Linked DNA regions of Mus musculus: region 1 is linked to region 2. A link is a loop called in an ENCODE intact Hi-C map of the cell type or tissue named here. Cell type or tissue: left cerebral cortex. All regions are shown on one strand. Each heading gives the region's core, and the rest is flanking DNA. Links, peaks and the distances in the headings are about the cores only.

What was found. Peaks named below come from ENCODE experiments on the same cell type or tissue, not always from the same donor. Only the 100,000 strongest peaks of a DNase experiment are listed, where the experiment ranks them.
Region 1: a loop joins it to region 2, with 4 times the contacts of the local background. A loop is called at or near these places in 6 of 42 quality-filtered maps.

What each region holds. Positions count from the first base shown.
Region 1 is chr5:122,108,525-122,119,938 of GRCm38, forward strand. It overlaps Ccdc63 (coiled-coil domain containing 63), which reads right to left. Exons shown (of 12, transcript NM_001384199.1): 8 at 8,286-8,506; 9 at 4,610-4,684; 10 at 2,336-2,528; 11 at 648-851. It also overlaps a transcript of Myl2 not described here. Among named protein-coding and RNA genes, the nearest start is that of Myl2, 13 kb to the left of the region's middle. In left cerebral cortex, for the core only: CTCF peaks have their summits at 3,323, 5,875 (motif pointing right) and 7,948 (motif pointing left); a DNase peak (open chromatin) is centred at 5,892.
Region 2 is chr5:122,385,272-122,396,685 of GRCm38, forward strand. Arpc3 (actin related protein 2/3 complex, subunit 3) reads left to right here and starts at 6,607. Exons shown (of 7, transcript NM_019824.4): 1 at 6,607-6,726. The coding sequence starts at 6,721. Gm32853 (a long non-coding RNA gene) reads right to left here and starts at 8,040. Exons shown (of 4, transcript XR_387695.4): 1 at 7,268-8,040; 2 at 5,611-5,725. In left cerebral cortex, for the core only: CTCF peaks have their summits at 6,569 and 8,813 (motif pointing left); DNase peaks (open chromatin) are centred at 6,198, 6,597, 7,253 and 8,828; H3K4me3 peaks cover 1,670 bases; H3K27ac peaks cover 1,186 bases.

The DNA of each region.
Region 1 (11,414 bases), core at 1,847-9,846, 280 kb before region 2:
TATGTGTTTGGGTAAGTTCTGACTAAGTGAATGGTGCGTGGCATGCACGTGTGTATAAGAGTGTGTGTGTGTGTGTGTGTGTGTGTGTGTGTTTGTGTGTGTATATGAGTATATGTGTGAGTATGTATGTGTCTGAGTATATGTTGTATGTGTTTGTTTATGAGTATGTATGTATGTCAGTGTATAAGTGTGTCTATATGAGTATGTGCATATGAGTGTAAGAGTGTACATGAATATTGTGAGTATGTATGTGTATACATGTATATGAGTGTGTGTGTAGGAGTATGTATATGTATGTAGGTATGTTTATGTGTCAGTGTGTATGTGTTTGAATATAGGTGTATGTGTGTGTTTATGAGTATGTATGTGAGTATGTGTATATACAAGTGTCATTGTATTTGTGTATGTGTGTGTGTGTGTAGGGTCCTTTGCTAATTTCCAGTTTGGGGCTGCAGTGAACATGTTCCCACTTCCTGACCCTATTGTTCCCTAAGGACCTATTCTCATTTTGTTCAAACAAGTGGCTATACTGTGGTGATGATTCGTGGCCATGAGGGAAACTGAGGCCCACAGACCCCATAGAGACTTGGGGTCCTTAAGGGACCCTACCCAGTGGCCTGCCTGGGTGGCAGAGGGCAAGAACTCACCCTCTTCAAGTTTGTCACTGAAGGAGTCTGCCCCAAACACAGGCAGCACAACCCTTATGGGCTCTGGGGGCTTGAGGAGGGCAGAGCCGCCCCAGAAGGGGTTGACAAAGGGTTGTGGGACATCGACATCGGGCCCCTCTGCCTCCTGCAGGCGCCGGAAGGACTCTAGAAGCAGCAGGTCATTTGTCTTCTTTTCTATGATAGCTGGAAGGAAAAAACGGGGTCAGGGGGTCAAGGGTTAAGACCGCCAGCCCAGGCAGCCCTCATTATCACAGAGGGAGGGATGGGAGTTTGTGCAGGATGCTGGCTTCCTCCTGGCCACGGGCCGTGGGTGTGGGAAATTCTGACATCATGAGGCACCGAAATCTCTCTGATGCACATTGGCAGAGCTGCTCACAGGAGCACACGGTAGATCTGAGGCACTGAAAGCGCTGTGAGTGACAGTTTCTAGGAAAACATGGTCCAAAAAGAATTCCCTAGATATTGACAATGAGAAGGCCAAAAACCAGTGTTCCACTAGACATCAAAGCCAGCAGTAGCCTGATTTTCCAGCCTGCATTTATGCCATTCCTTCTGCCTGGGATGCCTGGGGTGGGTGCTAAGATTCAAACTCGGCTCTCTGCGCGCCCGTGCACATACACACACACATACACATTCACACTCATAAGAACAGCCGGTACCATTCATGCCAAGCTACCACAGTCTGGGTGGCCATGTCCCCTCTGTACCCTGAACTGGGAGCTAAACCCGGAAATGCAGAAGGCAGTTTCACAAGCGTCTGTGACATATCCGGAGCCCCACTCTGAACATTTCATTTCCTTCCTTTCAATCAGGGTTTTTAGTTCCTTTTTCTTGCTGTATTGCTTTGGCAAAGCATCCTACAGGTACAGAACTGAATAAGCTTAACAGGAGTCATTTTTGCCTTCTTCCTAATCTTGGAGAAAAAAGCCCATGGGGCTCAGATATGAAAAGCGTGGTGTGTGCGCGCACATGCATGTGAGCCTCTGTACGTATATGTGTATACGTCTGCATGAACACACTTTGTGCATACATGTGTGCATATGTGTTTGCATGCGTGTGCATATATGTGCAGGCATATGTGAGCATGTGCATATAGTGTTTACTGGTGTTTGAATGTGTCTTTGTGCACATGTGTGTGTATGTATAGTGTTTAGTATATACATATATATACTATATATATATATATATATATATATATATAGTGTATGTATAGTGTTTAGTGTATAGTGTTTGTGGCAGGTGCCTGTACATGTGTGTGTATGTGTGTACATCCGTGTAAGCATGTGTGTGTGAACATGTAAGTGTTACGGTGTTTGTGAATGTGTGTAAGGAAGCTCTCTTTTCTAGCTTTAGTTTTTCTCCTGAAGGGAATTCACCAAACCCCTCTCCTGGGTTCACTGAGATTCACCACCAACTAACCCGTGTTTAATCCTCCCAATAAATCCGGTGGTGTAGCTCCTGAGTTGCACCCTCATTTCAGAGCTCAAAGAACCCGAGCACAGAGAGGGTCGGGAATGTGGCCAACGTCACACAGCTAGTAAGTGAAGGCTCAGAATTCAAACCAAGGCAGGCCGCACCATGGCTGTGCTCACTACCAACCAAGAAAGCGTTCTTGTGCCTGGTCACAGACCGTGCAGGCAAGAGTGCCTAAGAGGTACTAGGCTCACCAAAATACTGCTGCAGATTGATGTCCGTGACCTTCCCGGACTCGCCCAGCTTGCCCAGGATCTCAGTGGCATCGCAGTTGATCTTCTTAAACATCTTCTCCACCGAGTTCTTGAGATACTCCAGGGTCTTGCTCATCTCCTTGTATTTGGTCTCATAAATGTCCGCTTCCTGCGTGGTCTTTCTCAGTTTCTCCTGGGGGACAGACAGACACCAGGCCCAGCCTGAGGCTGAGGGACTTTTTGTGCAAGTGACGGGGGGGCGGGGGCAGGCGGTGTGCCATCCAAGGAATGAGCTTCCTGACAGCATCAAACAAATTTAAGAAAAAAACAGACAGCTAAGGATGGGGGTTCCTTGCGTGGAGTGCTTGCGCAAACCAGGAGTGGTATGCATGCCTGTAAATCTTGCACTCTGGGGATGGGGGCAAGGAGGGACGCGAGCCCAGGGTCATCCTTGTCTATGTAGTGAGTTTGGGACCAGCCTGGGGTACATGAGACCCTGTATCAAAACTAAGTGATTCCTCAGAGTGCCGAACCCGGACTCCTGGAGAGAGAGGAGATGGTGAAGAGCCAGGGGTGGAGAGGGTTCTAAGCAGGAAGTTGGGGACAGCCCTTAGCAGGGTGGGACGTATCTGAGAACCCATAGCTCCTTGGATGAAGTCTCCTCCTTGGGGTATTTGTATTTCGGAGGGGGATACGTGGGCATGCGCACGCGCATGCGCGCAGACACAATGCTATCCTAGCTAGCACCACAGTCCAGTGAAGGCATAAAACAATAAAGACAGAGCCAGGCAGAGGAGACCCTGATGAACACTGTTGATCCCAAACCCAGGGAAGAGTCGGGAGTTCTAGGTGGCCCCCAAGTAGAGCCTGTGGATCTAGGCTGGAGACCACCTGCGGAGACCAGCCTGAATCACAACGGCTTCCCTTCCCGACACCCCTTGGCTCTGAGTTTCCTAGGCTCTTCCTGGGCTTTGCTGTCCCTCCGCGGTAGAGCCACGAATAGCACCACCAGCCTGGTCAGGGTGAAGGACGAAAATGAGCCCCAAGGAACAAATAAAAATCGCTCAGGGGAAGGAGCTATGATTCTGAACAGGAAAAGCCCAGGCTACCCTTTAACTCCAGATCCTGCTGCCTCAGCCTCCTAAGTATGCGAATCAAAGATGTGTGCACCACACCCAGCCAGTCAGGGGCGGGATTCACATCTTGCTGAGCATTGGCTGTTCATTGCCCAGATACTGTCACCGGAGAACCTGTTTGCCCTGGGATGGCAGTGTGACGAGCACACAAACCCCATAAAGAGTCATTATTCAAGTGTCCTGAGAAGCAACTGGGGCTTCCTGCCTCAGCCAGTGTGGCCTTCTCCACACTCTCCAACCTTCTTCCTGGGAGCCGTGGTACCACCAGGCATCCTTGGGATGGAAACCACACACCAAGAAGAGCCTGGGTGGTAGATGACATCACAAAGACACTCCCTCCCCCAATCCTGAAAGTGCCAATTTTCAGCTTATTTAACAAAAAATAAGCTTCTAGCTTGCTCGGGCTCCCAGGGTGTCTGGGGGGCGGGGGAGGCAGGAAGAAACCTTCAAACCCAATACTGGGGAGCCAAAGGAAGGAGGATTGCTGTGAGTTTGAGGCCAGCCTGGGCTACATAGTGAATTCTAGACACCAAGGCTGCATAGTGAGACCATGTCCAAAAAAAAAAAAAAAACCCACAACTCGGCTCCCTAGAGTTGATTGTACTGTTTGCCTCTGCCAGCCTCTGTTTGCTCCCTGAAAAAAAAAATGGAAAGAGTATAACACCTTCTCCTGAAGGTGGTGAAGGGAGATGGGGCCAGAGGAGTGGACATAGCCTGGCATCTACTGACTAGTGCCTAGCCCAGGACGCATTTGCATGCAGGATGTAGGCTTGGTTCAGTGGTGCAGTACAGAACTAACATACTGGAGGCCCTGGGTTTGATTCCCAGCATAGACAGAAAGGGAGAGGGGAGGAGAAAGAATAGAAGACAGACTGTTGGTTTGTGGTCGTTAGTGAAAAACAGTGGAACTGAGCCAAGGGGGAGACAAAAGGAGAAACTGAGGCAGAGATGCATCAGAATGGAAGTGCAGTCCCAGGCTTAGGTTGGACCTCCGAGCACCTGTACAATAAACAGAGCTTACAGACAAGGGTTCTGTGGTTGTGTCTGAACAGGCCATCTGACAGATGACGGACACATGCAGGATGCTCCTTGTCCCTGTCTCTTCCCCTCCCCCTCCCCCCTCCCCTTCTCAGCTCACCTCCATCTGTTTCAGGATGCTCCGGGTGCCCTCATGGGAGGTCTGCTGCTGTGACCGCAAGTTGATGATGTCATCCTGCTCAGACAGACGAGAACCAGTAGGAGAAGATGGGAGTTGCCCTCATCCACTGTATCCAACCCTACTCCATGTGGGGTAACCCATCAAGGAGTCGCCCCTGTCCCCACCTTCTCCTCAGGCATTCTATTCTTCATCCTCTGAGAATCATCTAGAACTATCTAGTGCAGTAGCTCTCAACCTTCCTAATGCCTCGACCCTTTAATATAGTTCCTTCATGTTGTGGTGACTCCCCAAACATAAAATTATTTCTGTCGCTACTTCATAACTGTAACTTTGCTACTGTTTTGAATTGTAATGTAAACATCTGTGTGTTCCAATGGTCTCAGGCGACCCCTGTGAAAGAAACATTCAACCCCCAACGGGGTCATGATCCACACGGGCTCAGAACCACCTAGAAAGAGAAGTCAGCATCATCTCTCACATCCTGTGTGCACTAACCGCGCCATGTCATGGCCACGCCTAGGTACTGAGAACTTGCAACATGGCACCAGAGACAGGGCAGCTGAAGTTTCTCTTGTATTACAGGGTAAAGAATATATTTGGACAACTAGTGGCTACTGCACTAGACCTGGCAGCTCAGTCTAGGGTCCCTCAAACTCTCCCAAGAATCTGAGTCACCCCTTCAGATGACCAGGCTCACTCCAAGTTCCAGGACTGGAGCGAGGCTAGTTCCCAGTACAGCTTGTCCAAGCTCCTTCACATAGCCCCTCCCACCCTCGGGTGCCATTTCAGGTGGAAATAATGGAAGATTTCAGCACAGGTGGCCACTCCAGTGAGGGGACAACCTTGCTAAGAGGTGACAGGTCAGCCACTGATAGTGAATTCACTAGTGGGGGATGATGGCTCACACACAGATGGCTAACTGCTGGTTAGGACCTGGACATCTGCAGTTTGGGGTGGAGAATTTCCCCAACAGACACTTGGGCTCCAACCTCTAAATTACAGTGCACTAAAGCAAACAAAACAAGAAGCCTGGGGTTCCTGTGCTATTCCCAACATCATGGTACAGATGGGGAAACTGAGGCCCACAGAGGGCAAGTCCACCTTATACCAAGCCCTCAAGGGTCAAGTGTGGATATTTCCACTCCAGTCATAGGTCACTCAGGGCTCCTCATCCATGTGCATCTGCATCCCACAGGGACTAGGGATATGCTCTGTCCTGGAGCAGCCTGGACCACAAAAATCATTCCTGCCATTCCACAGACAACCACTAGGGGGCAGTGGCGACACACTCACGACCCACTGTGGCCTACACAAATGTACCCCAGAGAAACAAAAGTTTGGGGATTGGTGTAGAACACTTTGATCTTTACTGGGCATGGTGGCACACACCTTTAATCCCTCCACTCAGGAGGCAGAGGCAGGCGGATTTCTGAGTTCGAGGCCAGCCTGGTCTACAAAGTGAGCTCCAGGACAGCCAGGGCTATACAGAGAAACCCTGTCTCGAAAAACCAAAAAAAAAAAAAAAAAAGAACACTTTGATCTTTATATGTTGACCATTACAGATCTTAATATATCAGAGAACACGGGCCTGTGACCCCCGTTCCTAGGTAGAGATGAAACTGGGTGTACCAGAGGGGGGAAAATAACCAAAAAACTTAAAAACCTGAATCCTAGTTTGAGCAGAGAAGTTTTCTAATGACTCATGCCTGAAATTTCAGCATCCCCCAAGCTGAGACAGGAGGATTGCTGCGAGTTGCAGACCAGCGCGGGCTACTGAGCAAGGCCTAGTCTCAAAAAAAAAAAAAAAAAAAAAAAAATGCATCAAAGCAAGAAAGCAGCCAAGTCTCTAGGATAACTGTCCTGGCAGGAGTGACGTCAGGCCGAAGAGTCGCTAAGTCCCTCCCCGTGGCTCGCAGACCATTGAGACAATGGGCCTCAGGAAAAGGCTGAAGCCTGGTGCTAGAGGGAGACTTGTCTCCTGAGGGGCTGGCTCTGTGGGTGAGGGGCTTGCTGCGCAAGTGTGAGGCCCTGAGTTCGAATCCGGACAACCTATACAAAGTCCGCTGTGGCGGTGCACATCAGTAACCGCGGCTCTCCTGTGGCGAGACCTGGCTGGATAGGACAGAACTCCCAGAATGGCAGGAGAGTTAAGGAAAAGGTCCAATGTACTCTGTCCTCCATACCCACACAAGAAGAAACAGGGTCATGATGTCATCGGAGGAGGAGAGGGCAGGGCTCAGTCAGAGGGAATCCTTGGAGGAGGGGCGTGGCACGGCTAGGCATGGCATCTGCTGGTGCGCTGGGTGTTCTTCCTGGTTCTGAGCCATAGAGACAGCAGTCAGCCTGTCTGGACTGGCATGCGGCATCGCGTGGTTTGGACTCTGTGAAGTGTTCCAGAAGCTGTTCATGTGAAGAGGCCCAGGAGCCAGGTAGGTGTGAGAAATTACAGATTCAGTGAAGGTAGCCAAGTGTCGCTCCTTCAGGACTGGCCAGAGCCTTTACTAGGCTGATGGGCACCAGGCCTGTCCAGGATTAAGCATTGACCATTTACGTCCCTTCCACTCTGAAGCCTTTGGTCAACAAAGGTGCTGGGACCTGAGTTTCATTCCCAGAACCCACCTGAAAAAAATACCTGGCCGTGATGGCATACATTTGTGTTTATATATGTATATATAATATATGTGATATATGTAGTATATAATCTATAATATATGATAGATATAATATATGTAATATATTATATAATGTATGTAATGTATTTGCTATATAGTATATGTATTATATTATATAACTATTAATTGTTATTAATTAATTATAAGTATTATTGATTAATATATTAGATATAATTTTTAAAAGATTTATTTATTTCATGTACGTGAGTACACTGTCACTGTCTTCAGACACACCAGAAGAGGGCATCGGATCCCATTACAGATGGTTGTAAGCCACCATGTGGTTGCTGGAACATGAACTCAGGACCTCTGGAAGAGCAGTCAGTGCTCTTAACCGCTGTGTCATCTCTCCAGCCTGATGGCATTCATTTGTAACCCCAGTATGTCTCCCGAGCGGAGACAGGAGGTCCCTAGGGGCTTACAGCCTAGATGGCATAATTCAATTAATGGTTGAGCTCAAAACCCCATTGACAGATGTTGTCTCAGAGGCCAAGGAGGAGAGGCTGGAGTGACAGCTCAGAGGTTAAGAGCACTGGCTGCTTTTGCAGAGGACCCAGGCTTGATTCCCAGCAACCACGGGGGCAGCTCATACCATCTGTAATTCCAGATGGGGGTCTGGTGCCCTCTTCTGGCCTATGTGGGCACTGCATGCACGTGATGCACAGACACACATGCAGGCAAAGCATCCATATACATAAAACTACTTTTAAAAGTGCCTTCCTGGGCCGGGCGGTGGTGGCACAGGCCTTTAATCCCAGCACTCAGGAGGAAGAGGCAGGCGGATTTCTGAGTTCGAGGCCAGCCTGGTCTACAAAGTGAGTTCCAAGACAGCCAGGGCTACACAGAGAAACCCTGTCTCAAAAAAAAACCAACCAAACAAAAAATCCCTTCCTAGCTAACAGTCCAGAGTTAATGAAACCTGTTGTGGCCATTATCTACAGCACAGACTAAGGTATCGGGGAAAACCCTTGAAAGCCACACACCTGGATCCGCTGGGTCTTCTTGTGCATGGTCTCCATGTCATTGTTGAGCTCGGTGACATAAGTGAAACGAGCAAAATTCTTCTCCTCCTTGGCCAGGAAATCCTCGGTGAGCTGGTTCAGGTCCCCGTTCTCCGCCAGCTTCAGCAGCCGCAGGTGCGCCACCTCATAGCTCGCGAAACTCTCGCCCTTCCCCTTCTTCCCAAGCTTCTTGGATTTGACATCTGGATGGGAGAGAGAAAGACCGCAGAAGGTGAGGAAAGAGACGATGGGCTCCCCGTCATCCATACTGTCTTGGGGAGGAAGTGAGAGCTTGCCAGGACGCGGGATCCATATCAGAAATTGCTGAGGGGCTGGGAAAGCAGAAGATCTCGATGACGCACAGACACGAAGACCCGAGTTCAATCCCCAAGACGGGTAAGAAACTGAGTGAAGGTGGCGATGGTGTCCCTGCAACCCCAGCCTGGGAGGTGGAGACACTTAGATCCCTGGAGTTCAGCAGCCGGCCAGCAGAGTACTAGTACTCTCCAGTGCAAGGGACGGTGGTTCAAAAACCAAGGCATGACTGGCAAAATGGCTCGGTAGTTATGAGCACCTCCCACCCTAGAGAATCCAAGTTCACGGCCAGGCCTAACTGATGGTTCACAACTGCTTATGACTCCATTCTAAGAGATCTGACAACCTCTTCTGGCCTCAGCCAGCACCCTCACACATGTGGTATACACTTACAGACATAAACACTACACACAAAAATAAATAGGGGCTGGAGAGATGGTTCTGCTCTTAAGAGCATTTGACAGCTCTTCCAGAGGTCCTGAGTTCAATTCCCAGCAACCACGTGGTAGCTCACAACCATCTGGAATGGGATGCCTTCTTGTGGTACATCTGAGGATACTACGGTGTTCTCATATACATAAAATAAATCTTAAAAAGAAAAATAAATAAGTGGTTAGGGTTTTGTTTCATTGGTTTGTTTGTTTGTTTGTTTGTTTATTTTCTAGACAGGGTTTCTCTGTGTAACTCAGTGTATAGAGCAGGCTGGCCTTGAACTCACAGAGATCTACCCACCTCTTCCTCCCAAGCGCTGAGATTAAAAGCATGTGTCACTGTGCCTGTCTCAAAAAAAGTAATAATTATTTAAAAATAAAATGATTAGCCAGGCAGTGATGATGCATGCCTTTAGTCCCAGCACTCAGGAGGCAGAGGCAGACCGTCCAAGGGCAGCCTGGTCTACAGAGTGAGTCCAGAACATCCAGGGCTACAAAGTGAAATCCTATCTCAAACTAAATAAATAAATAAAATAAAATAAAATAAAATAAAATAAAATGATAAAAGGAGATCAAGAGCCAGGCACAGTAGTGCAGGCCTTTACTCCCAACACCTGGTAGTAAAACCCTGCATACACACACACCTTTCCACACGCACACAAAGAAACTAAAATAACATAAAATTTAAAAATACTTAGTAGAGCACTACAGCATGCCCAACATGGTACCAGACTCTGCTGTCAGGGTTGAGACATGGAGAGCCAAAGAGATGGCCAAGGGAAGAGAAGAAAAAAATCCACCCACCATCACACTCGTGGCTGGAGGGAGACACAACAGATGCTATGGGTGGGAGGGTCTCTCTGCAGAGGTGACAGGAGCAGGGTAGAGGTCAAGTAAAGGTTAAGGAGCACCCTGGGGAGAGAGTTCTTAGGAAGGCTCATTTAGCTGGGTGAACCCCAAAAGTTCTGAGCCTTGCTCAGCCTGCAGGCCAGGCTCTCCTGAACATGTCTGACATCTTTCTGATGTCTTCTGCATGGCAGTTGGGTGGAATTTTCTAGATCTTTCTAAAGACTTCTGGCTGTGCAATGTCTGACCTGCTGTGACTTTTCATTGTCCTTGAGATAAGGTTGAAGCTTGTCAGCATCCCAAGACAAGGAGGGGATGACTCGTGGGACCTATTTTGGATGGAATTTTGGATCTTCCACTTAGTTCCTGTGGCCCTGGGCTGGGTTACACGTGTCCACTCTGGACTGCAGGAGTGCCTTTTTTGGAGTATTCTGGAGTGTTGTAGGAATGCCTAGTCCTCGGTGCCATCCTGAGGACCTCATGGAAACAGTGCATACCAAGCACCCGGAAGAGAGGCTTACACAAGTGGCAAAGGGGCAGGTAAGGGGTGGGTGGAAGGACGAACGGATGGTTAACTGAGCAAGAAGAGCAAGTGAATGGGTAGAAAAAAGACAGTCCAAAAGGTGAAAGAAAGAAGGAAGGAAGAGAGAGAGAGAGAGAGAGAGAGAGAGAGAGAGGGAGGGAGGGAGGGAGGGAGGGAGGAAGGAAGGAAGGAAGGAAGGAAGGAAGGAAGGAAGGAAGGGAGAGAGAGAAAGAAAATAAAAATGTCTTTGTGGCTTTTGATTAATTTTAGAGAGTAAGACATACACAAGATTTCTCAGAGCCACTTTTAGCAACATGGTCCCAAGTGACAGGGCAGAGGGGGACAGAACATACAAGGGGATGGGTGTGGCACAGGAAGTGCATACTTACTGTGTACAAGGCTGTCAGGATTTATATATGCTTGGCCCAGGGAGTGGCATTATTTGGAGGTGTGACCTTGTTGGAGTAGGTGTGTCACTGTGGGCATGGACTTTAAGACCCTCATCCTAGCTGCCTGGAAGCCAGTATTCTGCTAACATCCATCAGATAAAGATGTAGAACTCTCAGCTCCTCCTACATCATGCCTGCCTGGATGCTGCCATGCTCCCATCTTGATGACAATGGACTGAACCTCTGAACCTGTGAGCCAGCCCCAATTAAATGTCGTCCTTATAAGAGTTGCTTTGGTCATGGTGTCTATTCAAGGCCTAACACAAGAAGGAGAAGGAGGAAAGAGGGGGGAGGAGGAAAGAGGGAGGAGGAGGAGGAGGAGGAGGAGGAGGAGGAGGAGGAGAAGAAGAAGAAGAAGAGAAGAAGAAGAAGAAGAAGAAGAAGAAGAAGAAGAAGAAGAGAAGAAGAAGAAGAAGAAGAAGAAGAAGAAGAAGAAGAAGAAGAAGAAGAAGAAGAAGAAGAAGAGAAGAAGAAGAAGAAGAAGAAGAAGAAGAAGAAGAAGAAGAAGAAGAAGAAGAAGAAGAAGAAGAAGATCAAACACACCTGT
Region 2 (11,414 bases), core at 2,060-10,059:
TTTGGTGAGCATTTACATGGGACACAAATATCTTCACATCCTTTGCCCATTTGGAGAGATCTATCCACATACTTCTTCCCCAGATATCTTTCTCACCAATTTTCCAATTGTGATCTTTCCAAGTCCCTGACCATCCAGCCAATCCATTGGCTACAGCCCATGAGTCAGTGAATAATCGTACATCTGGCCATTTCTTCTTACAAACAAACTGTAATACCATGTGTACTGCCCGAAGTTCTGCCCACTGTGAAGATTTCCCTTCACCTGTGTCTTTCAGGGTTGTCCCAGAAAGGGGTTGTAATGCTGCAGCTGTCCACTTCTGGGTGGTGCCTGCATAACGTGCAGAGCCATCAGTAAACCAGGCTCTAGTCTTCTCCTCTTCGGTCAGTCGATCATAGGGAACACCCCATGAGGCTATAGGCGCATGTTTGGCAGCAGATGGCATTGTAACAGGAGTAGAAACCATAGGCATTTGAGCAACTTCTTCATGTAACTTGCTTGTGCCTTCAGGACCTGCTCTGGCCCGATCACGTATATACCACTTCCATTTGATAATAGACTGCTGCTGTGCACGTCCCACTTTATGACTTGCAGGGTCTGATAGTACCCAGCTCATGATGGGTAGTTCAGGTCGCATAGTGACTTGGTGTCCTATTGTCAGACGTTCAGTTTCCACTAAGGCCCAATAGCAGGCCAAGAGCTGTTTTTCAAAGGGAGAATAGTTGTCTGCAGATGATGGTAGAGCTTTGCTCCAAAATCCCAAAGGTCTTTTCTGTGATTCACCTACAGGGGCCTGCCAGAGGCTCCAAACAGCATCTCTATCAGCCACAGACACCTCAAGTACCATCGGGTCTGCTGGGTCATATGGTCCAAGTGGTAGAGCAGCCTGCACAGCAGCCTGGACCTGTTGAAGGGCCTTCTCCTGTTCCAGGCCCCACACAAAGCTAGCAGCTTTCCGAGTCACTTGGTAAATAGGCCTAAGTAACACACCCAAGTGAGGGATGTGTTGTCTCCAGAATCCAAATAGACCCACTAAACGTTGTGCTTCTTTCTTGGTTGTAGGAGGGGCCAGGTGCAATAACTTATCTTTCACCTTAGAAGGAATATCTCTGCATGCCCCACACCACTGGACTCCTAAGAATTTCACTGAGGTAGATGGTCCTTGAATTTTGGTTGGATTTATTTCCCATCCTCTGATACGCATATGTGTTACCAATGAGTCCAAAGTGGTTGCTACTTCCTGCTCACTTGGTCCAATCAGCATAATGTCATCAATATAGTGCACCAATGTGATATTTTGTGGAAGATCCAAACGATCAAGATCCCTTCTAACTAAATTATGACACAGGGCAGGAGAGTTAATATATCCTTGAGGCAAAACTGTGAAGGTATACTGTTGGCCTTGCCAACTGAAAGCAAATTGCTTCTGGTGGTCCTTATGGACAGGTACTGAGAAGAAGGCGTTTGCCAGATCAATAGCCGCATACCAGGTGCCAGGAGATGTGTTAATTTGCTCAAGTAACGAAACTACATCTGGTACAGCAGCTGCAATTGGAGTTACCACCTGATTTAGTTTTCGATAATCAACTGTCATTCTCCATGATCCATCTGTTTTCTGCACTGGCCAGATAGGAGAGTTAAACGGAGATGTGGTGGGAACCACCACCCCTGCATCTTTCAAGTCCTTGATAGTGGCAGTAATTTCTGCAATTCCTCCGGGAATACGATACTGTTTTTGATTCACTATTTTCTTTGGCAGAGGCAACTCTAAAGGCTTCCATTTGGCCTTTCCAACCATAATAGCCCTCACTTTACAGTTCAGGGAACCAATATGAGAATTCTGCCAATTTCTGAGTATATCTATCCCAATTATACATTCTGGAACTGGGGAAATCACCACAGGATGTGTCCGGGGACCTACTGGACCTACTGTGAGTCGGACATCAGTCAAAACTCCATTAATCACCTGCCCTCCATAAGCCCCTACTTTAACTGGAGGGCCACAATGTTTCTTGGGATCCCCTGGGATCAGTGTCAACTCAGAACCAGTATCCAGCAGACCCCGAAAAGTCTGATTATTTCCTTTTCCCCAGTGTACAGTTACCCTTGTAAAAGGCCGTAGGTCCCTCTGGGGAAGAACTGGAGAAAGGGTAACAGCAAAACCTTTGGGTGTCTTATCAAGATCCTTCCTCAGTGGAACCTGGCCACCCCTTCATTCAAGGGGTTCTGGATCTGCAAACTGTCTCAAGTCTGGAAATTGATTCACTGGCCGAGATTGCTGTTTACCACGATCTAATGTAGCCTTTCTTTCATTTGGCTGTTTACCACGATCTAATGTAGCCTTTCTTTCATTTGTTTGAGAATTCTTCTGCTTATACAGATCAAACAAATATGCAGTAGGCTTCCTATGTATTTCATTCCTGGAAACACCATGATTGGTTAGCCAGTACCAAAGGTCCAACCGAGTCATGCCATTATAAATTTCACCTCTCCTGTGCTGACCATTACTGGGTATGTTATTATAAACATTCTTTTGTCTACGCTGTCCATTATAATAACTAGAATCACCTTGTCTCTGGCGATTCAATGCTGCCACCTGGCCCTTGTTACCTCGGAATCCAACTAAACCCAGTGAATTTAATTCATCTAATTGAGCAGAAGCATCTCCAATGCTAAGATCTGGCACAAGGAAAAGGGAAAGAACAAAACCCTTCAAATGTGCTGGTGCCCCTCTCACCAATTTGCGTCTTATAGAGCTAGTGAAAGGCATATCTTCTGGACCTTCCCATTGTGGACAATTATGCTTTACACAATATATCCACTCTAGCATTGCAATTTCCCTAAGTCTTAAAATCCCTTCATCAACACTAAGCCACGGAATATCAGGCATCTCCAAGTCATTTCCAGTAGGCCATCTTTTGATAAACACCTCAGCCAACCATTCAAACAAACTTTTGACACCTTTTTTAACTATGCGAGCTTCCGTATTAAACCTAGAATCTCTACTCAGAGGACCCATGTCAATAAACTCAGCCTGCTCTAGTTTTATGTTCCTTCCACCCTTATCCCACACCCTTAAAATCCATTCCCACACATATTCACCAGGTTTCTGCTTGAATGAATTAGCAAACTCATTAAGCTCCTTAGTAGTGTAGCGAATTTCCTCATGGACTACACTTTCTACCTCCCCTCTAGGAGCCTGTTTTGCTTTGAGTCTGGTTACAGGTCTAGAAGAAACTATTGGTGGGCCGTGAGCAAACTCTGCAAAATTAATTTCCTCATGTGGGGAAGGCATTATTTCAAGAGGTGGGGCTGAGGGTACTACTTCCTCAGGTGGGGCAAACCCTTGAGAATCTGAGGATTCAAAATTCTCAGCTTCAACATGGTCTTCCCACACATCCCCATCCCATGTTGTAGGATCCCATTCTTTGCCAATTAGAGCCCTTACTTTAACTGTCGACACACTCTGAGGCTGAGACTTGAATTTTCGCTGTAGTTCAGCCAACCTTACAATGAGAGTTTCTGTTTGATTTTCTGCAACTTGAGCTCTATTGCTACAAGAGAGAAGATTCTCCTCAAGGACACACTTAGCAACTTTTAGATCGTTTACTTGTGTCTGGAGACTTTCGATTTTATCACACAACTCCTTCCTTTCATTCATCATTCTTTCCACAGATACTAAGAGCAGCCAGCCAGTAAAATCATTTTCCGATTTTTTCCCCATCTTGTAGAAAGCTTTGTGCACTGAATCACCTAATTCATTAAGAAAATCAAGGTCATTAGCTTCTTTAAGTTCGGAATATAGTTTCAACCATGGGTCTTCAAAATTCTCTGAGCTCCCAGGAGGGAGAGAATCTGGAGAGGTTTCAATATTTGAAAGTGCTGGTGGATCAACAAGCCAATTCCAGTATTTTAAAAGATTCATCCTTGTACTTCTGTTACTCTAGAACCACTCCTGGTACCAACTTCTGTATTAGTCAGGGTTCTCTAGAGTCACAGAACTTATGAATAGTCTCTAAATAGTAAAGGAATTTATTGATGACTTACAGTCGGCAGCCCAATTCCCAACAATTGTTCAGTCGCAGCTGTGAATGGAAGTCCAAGGATCTAGCAGTTACTCAGTCTCACGCAGCAAGCAGGCGAAGGAGCAGGAGCAAGAGCAAGAGCAAGAGCTCGAGCTAAACTCCCTTCTTCCAATGTCCTTATATTGTCTCCAGCAGAAGGTGTAGCCCAGATTAAAGGTGTGTTCCGCCACACCTTTAATCCCAGATGAAAGGTGTAGCCCAGATTAAAGGTGTATTCCTTAAACTCGGAGATTCAATCTTCTGGAATCCATAGCCACTGTGGCTCAAGATCTTCAAACCAAGATCCAGATAAGGATCTCCAAGCCTCCAGATAAGGGTCACTGGTGAGCCTTCCAATTCCGGATTGTAGTTCATTCCAAATATTGTCAAGTTGACAACCAGGAATAGCCACTACAATACCCTAAAGCAGAAGAAATAGTTTTTCTTTTTAACTTACATTGAATTACATTGAGCTTTTGAGAGTCCATTGGCAGCTGGTGTGGTGCAGGTCATGGGAACAGCCAGCCAGAAGGTCTTTCTCCAGCATCCCTCAAAGGCCAGGCTCTGGCAGAGTGAGGCTGGATCTTAGTAAGCCCAGCTAGACGTGACATTACAGAGTATTTTCCATAACTTCTTTCCTTGAATCCTTGCAACAGGGCCCAAGGCTCCCTGGATATTTGGTGACCAGTCTACCTGGTAACGCTAATTCAGCCCTCATAGCCCTCAGGTCAGAAGTTGTCATGTTGGCCTATAGGGCTGAGTTTGGTCCATTTTCAATAAAGCCAAGTGAGGCTCTCTGAATCCATAGTCGTTGGCATCTGGAGGCCAAGGCTGAGGGCAAGAGCCAAGTGTGGCTGGGCTGTGCACCAGGCCTGGTGTGGGAATGGGCTGAGCTGCCTGTGGCCTAGGAGTACGGGATGGCTGAAAATATCCTGGTCTCTGGTCTCTGGACTCCCATTAACAGGTTCCCAGGCATGGTGGCGCACACCTTTAATCCCAGCATTCAGGAGGCAGAGGCAGGCAAATTTATTGAGTTCGAGGCCAGCCTGGTCTACAGAGTGAGTTCCAGGACAGCCAGGGCTACACAGAGAAACCCTGTCTCCAAAACCCAAGAAAGAGAACATGTCTAATGTTAGTTCTAAATACTTTTCTTGTAGCTCATTTCAGCCTCCCTAAGCAATGAGGTAAATACTGAGGCCTCTATATTTAGGTGAGGAACAGAGGCACAGAGAGGTACATTAAGTTGCTCAGAATAACACAGCTAGTCATGTTGGAACTAGGATTCAACCCCAGGACCTGGCTCCTCAGCAGTCATACAAAGAACAGGGAGTATAAGCCAGACATTGTAGAGACCAGCCTGGGCTACATAGTTAATACCTTGTCCAAAAACAAAAAGTGGTTGGCTGGGTATGGTGGTTACATATCCCCTCAGTCTCAGTACTTGGGAGGCAAGGCAGGTGGATCTCAAGAGTTCAAGGCCAGCCTGGTCTACAAAGCAAGTTTCAGACTAGCCAGGGCTACCCAGAGAGGCAAAATACATACTTACATACATATATGATGGGTGTCAGTGGTGGGTTTGTAGTCATCCCCTCAGACATGTGGCATCACTCAGGCCCTTATAATATGCTTGGTTTTCATGACCACTTAGTCCTTGCCATGATCTGGGAAGACATACACCATACCTTGTTGAAAGAGTAGAAATGATATACACATTTAGTGGGTGACAGACAGGTCAAAGGGGTAGGCTCAGGACTTTTCTTTCCTTTACCCCTGTGGTGGTCCCTGACTGTCTTAACATGACAAGGAAGATAGACACCACCGTCGGCATCATAAAACTAAGCAAGAAAAATAAATAAAAATAACAGGAGTGATGGGCACATATCTGTAATTCCTGAACACAAGTGGGTGCAGATCAGTTCATATTCATTTATATGTATATGCCAGCCTGGACTTCATGCGACTCTTAGCAAAGAAAAAATTGAAAAATAAAAAATATTGGCCGCCAAGACGGCTCAGGGTGTAGGTGTTTCTGAAGACTGTGTTGGTTCCGAGAGTATCACGGTGGAAAGTGAGAACTGATGTCCCCCACCTTGCATTGTGGTAAAAGTACAAAACTAAGCCAGGTGTGGTGGCGCACGCCTTTAATCCCGGCACTCGGGAGGCAGAGGCAGGCGGATTTCTGAGTTAGAGGCCAGCCTGGTCTACAGAGTGAGTTCCAGGACAGCCAGGGCTACACAGAGAAACCCTGTCTCGAAAAACCAAAAAAAAAAAAAAAAAAGTAAAAAACTAGACATAGCAGAAGGGTAAATCAGGCGACTGAGTGGTACTGGATTTGAAGCTGAAGCCGGGAAATGAGAAAAAAAACCCAAAAAACAAAACCGGGAGCTGATTATTAACCACTTGCGAGGGAGTCTTCAATTTCAAAATCCAGCCTTTTATTCTGAACGTGCTTTATGCATGCGCCACGGTCATCGCCTCACGCTGACGCGCCCCCTGGCGTCACTTGCGGTCAGCGCAGCCGGAGCAAGTCACCGGAAGTGCGTTTATTCCTTCCGCCCGCCTCTTCCGGCTTACTTCCGCCCACTCCACCCAGGCTCGGTCGTCGGAAACGCTTTCTGAGTTCGGCTTCTCTGGATCGAATCCGGACACCGTCAAGATGCCGGTAAGCATTCGAGCCCCAGGGGCGGGGAGCCGAGCGGGGCGAGGGTCCGAGGGGTGGCAGGAGATCTGTGTCATAAGGCCGGGGAGAGAGGAAGCGTCCGCCCTGATCTCCAGCCTTTGCCTCCAACACCGGCTCGCCTGCCCCGCCGCTTCCCCCCTAACCCTGCCGTGTTCCCAGATCCCACCCTAGAGCCTCGAACCTAAGAACGATGGCTGGCTTTTAATTTATTTTTAAGTCTAAGGTCCAGCTTCTCCTTTTTTTTTTTTTTTTTTTTAAATTTCCCCCTTGTCATTTCCACTTCCTCCTCCACCCCAGGGAGTGGGATCGGCCTGCTACCTAGTCACCTGTCAGACCTCACTTCCCTGATGGACCCCTTCCTCCGTCTCCCTGCTCTGACTCCCACCCGACTCCCTGACCACCACCGAGCCAGCGCTGGTTTCCTTTTTCGTGTGCATCCGAGTGGGAGGAAATTGATGCCGATTGCAGCTTAGCGAAGGGACGCTTGAATAGCGTGCACCCACACTGAACCAGTGTTACTGACCTCTCGCTGTGAAGCCAGCATTGTTGACAGCAGCGACTAAGGGCCACTCAAGGAGCTCACAGTTTAACGGGTAGACAGTAACCATGCAAATGCACATAGGAAGTAGTTTCCTATCTTAACAACTGCTGTGACGAAAACAGATAGATGGCAGTTAGCCTACCCCTATCGCTCAGTTATCGCTCATCCCAATACCGAGGCAGGAGGATGGCAAAGTTCAGGCCAATGTGGACTATGTAGTGAGTTCTAGGCCATCCTGGGCTACAGAACTGCAAAGCCTGTCTCCCAAGAAATGGGGGAAGAAAAAAAAAAAAAAAGAGGCTTGCATGCAGGAGGTGGGGTCACAAGGTACAGCAGCTCATGCCTGTGACCCCAGCTCTGGGGAGGCAAAGGACAGGCAGATCTTCTGGCTTATTGGCCAGCCAGCCCAGCCAAAAATAAGCAAGTTCTGGGTTCAATGAAAGACGATGTCACAGGAAATAAATATATATATAGAGAGAGATAGTAGGGGCTGAGGAGGTGTCTCAGTGGTACAAATGAGAGGACCTGAGTCTGGATGCTTAGCACCCAAGTAAAACAGAAGGGGCGGGGGGAGGGCATGCAAAGCGTGTCTGCAGTTTCGGAGCTGGGGATGTGTAGAGTTCCCTGAGGCTCCTTGTCTCAAAAATAAAGTGGAAAGCAGTTAAGAAACAGACCTATGGCCTCCACCTGTGGATATGAGCATACATACCTACATGCACACATATGCACACACGTGAACATGAACACTACACACACACACACACACACACACACACACATGTACACATGCATGGTCATGTGCAAAATAAAACTAAAAACAAAAACCAGTACCTGGTGACAGGGATTGGGAGAACAGGGGACCCGGGGATGTGGGCAAGAGGCTGGCATAAATAAGGCTTATTTATAATGAGTAGGAGAGCAAGCCTAACTTTGAACAGTGTGCATGTGTTTGAGTAGCAGTGGGGAATTGACCCCAGGGCCTCATGGCATGCTACATAGATGCTCTACCACTGAGCAGTATTCCCCCATCTTTTTTACTTTTGAAAAGGGGTCTTATAAAATTGCCCAGACTGGCCTTGTAGTTGTGATCCTCCTGCCTCAGCCTCCTAGGTAGCCAGGATGACAAGCCCGTCCGGCATCACCGTGTTTGGCTTTGGAAGATTCATGATTCCTATAGTTAGTATATGTGAAGACCCAGAGTTACTGTCCAAATGAGCCCCCGCATCTCCGGATGACACTGTCTTCCAGAGGTCTTGAGTTCAGTTACTAGCACCCACAGGGCAATTTACTACCTATAATCGGATCTGATGCCCTCTTCTAGTATGTAGGCATACAGTTTTCTAAAAATGATGTGGCATGAAAGTTTTTAGTAGGTGGGGCAGATTTATAGAATATTGGCTTTTGAAGGGTTGTTTACCATTAATGGAGGGAAATTCCCAGCATTCTCAAACTACCCTTTAAGAGCACTGGAGTTTTGTCCCCAGCATCCACATCCAGCAGGTGCCAGCTGCCTATAAGTCCAGCTCCAGGGACCCCAGCACCATCTGCTGGACTCTGTGGGTACTGCATACACACAGAAATACCCGTCCACAGATATAGTGCACACACATAATATATTTTTTGTTTTGTTTTGTTTTTGTTTTTTTGAGACAGGGTTTCTCTGTGTAGCCCTGGCTGTCCAGGAACTCACTCTGTAGACCAGGCTGGCCTCGAACTCAGAAATCCACCTGCCTCTGCCTCCGAGTGCTGGGATTAAAGGCATGCGCCACCACGCCCGGCTATAAGATATTTTTTAATCTTTAAAAAAAAAATCACGCTGAGCAGTTGGTAGCATGCACATTTAATCTCAGCACTTGGGAGGCAGAGGCAGGCAGATTTCTGAGTTCGAAATCATAGGACCAGCATTTGAGATTGTTCATCCACACAGTTCCCTCTCCTTTAGCTCATACGCACTCACCAAAGGTGTGGTGTATCTTGCTCATTTATAAGTTTAGAAGCAGACTGGTGGGAACTGGAGTAGAGTTGAGTTGGTAGAGCATTCGCCTGTCATGTCTGAAGCACTAGGTTTACTCGCCAGTACTGTGGTTATCTAGATCCATCATCCCAGCAATGGGAGACAGAGGCAGGAGCGTAAGAAGTTCAAAGTCATCGTCCCCTGTGAAGTAAGTGAGAGGCCAGCCTGGGCTAACCTGCATAGTAAGTGAGAGGCCAGCCTGGGCTAACCTGCATAGTAAGTGAGAGGCCAGCCTGGGCTACCTGCATAGTAAGTGAGAGGCCAGCCTGGGCTACCTGCATAGTAAGTGAGAGGCCAGCCTGGGCTACCTGTTGTGGTTGAAGGGGGTGGGGGTGGGGAAACAGGTTCCAGGAAGAATCGACCTGTGGTCATAAGGACAGGAAGTGGCAGATTTCAAAGCCAGGCCTTGGGTCCTGGTTTGCTGGAGGGTGGGAAACCTGTTTTGTGTGGTCTCTGTAGTAGAGTGTTTCAGCTTGCATCATGTCACGGAGTGCAGAACTGGAGGAAGCGCATCCTTCCATAATGCACGTCTAGCCTAAGGATGCAATCCCAGGAGGCACAGGCAGGCGGATCTTTGTAAGCTTGAGGTCAGCTTGGTCTACCTAGGGAGTCCCAGGTCAGCCAGGGCTGCTTGGAGTAGTGAGAGCCTGTCTCAAAAAGCTGACGTTGGGGGCATTCAGTCAGTGAAACACTTGCCACTCAAGCACGAGCACTTGAGTTCTGTCCCAGACTTCACGAAAGTGGCCAGATGTGGTGGCATCTGTCTATAAGCCTAGTGCTGGAGAGGCAAAGACAGGAGGATCTGTGGGGCTTGCTGGCGGCCTGTCTGTCCAGGTGGTGAGCTTCAGGTTCAATGACAGCCCCTGTCCTGAATATAAAGGTGGAGAAGCAACTGAGGAGGTCACCTGATGATGACCTCTGACATGTGCACACATGAGCACCCAGATTCATGAACACACACTCACACACACTCTCACACACGATACTAATAGGAAAAAAAAAGAACCTGGTCTCAAAAAAAAGCTCTGTGTGTGTGTGTGTGTGTGTGTGAGTGAGAGAGAGAGAGAGAGAGAGAGAGAGAGAGAGAGAGAGAGAGAGAATGAGAATATGAAGATCTAAAGAACATGGGCAGGGCCTGACGGGACAGGAGAGATGGCTCAGCAGTTAAGAGCGCTAGCTGCTCTGTCTTAGTCAGGGTTTCTATTCCTGCACAAACATCATGACCAAGAAACAGTTGGGGAGGAAAAGGTTTATTCAGCTTACTCTTCCACATTGCTGTTCATCACCAAAGAAAGTCAGGACTGGAATTCAAACAGGTCAGGAAGCAGGAGCTGATGCAGAAGCCATGGAGAGATGTTCTTTACAGGCTTGCTTCCCCTGGCTTACTCAGCCTGCTCTCTTATAAAACCAAGACTACCAGCCCAGAGATGGTCCCATCCACAAGGGGCCTTTCCCCCTTGATCACTAATTGAGAAAATGCCCCACAGCTGGATCTCATGGAGGCATTTCCCCAACTGAAGCTCCTTTCTCTGTGATAACACCAGTTGTGTCAAGTTGACACAAAACTAGCCAGTACACTGCTCTTTCAGGAAGTCCAGGTTCAACTCCCAGCACCCTGTTCCAAGGGATCCCACACCCTCACACAAACATGCATGCAGGCAAAACACCAATTACACAAAATACAAATAAATTATTTTTTAGAAAAGAATATAAATAATAAAGACAGGCATAGTGGTACTGAATAGTGAGACCCTGTCTTGACAAAACAAAACAAGAAGGAGAACATTAATAAAATGAAGTAAAATTAGTAGAAGACAGTGGTAAAGTGTAATTTTTTTATTTTTTGGTTTTTCGAGACAGGGTTCCTCTGTGTAGCACTGGCTGTCCTGGAACGCACTCTGTAGACCAGGTTGGCCTCGAACTCAGAAATCCACCTGCCTCTGCCTCCCAAGTGCTGGGATTAAAGGCGTGTACCACCATGCCCGGCTCTGATATATATATATATTTTTTTTTTATGATGGGGTTTGAGGTACTGCCTACCTCTGTTTTCCGTGTCTAGTTTAGTGTGAGCGGAGGGCTACGCTTATCCACCAGCTGACAGAACGTCTCAGAATC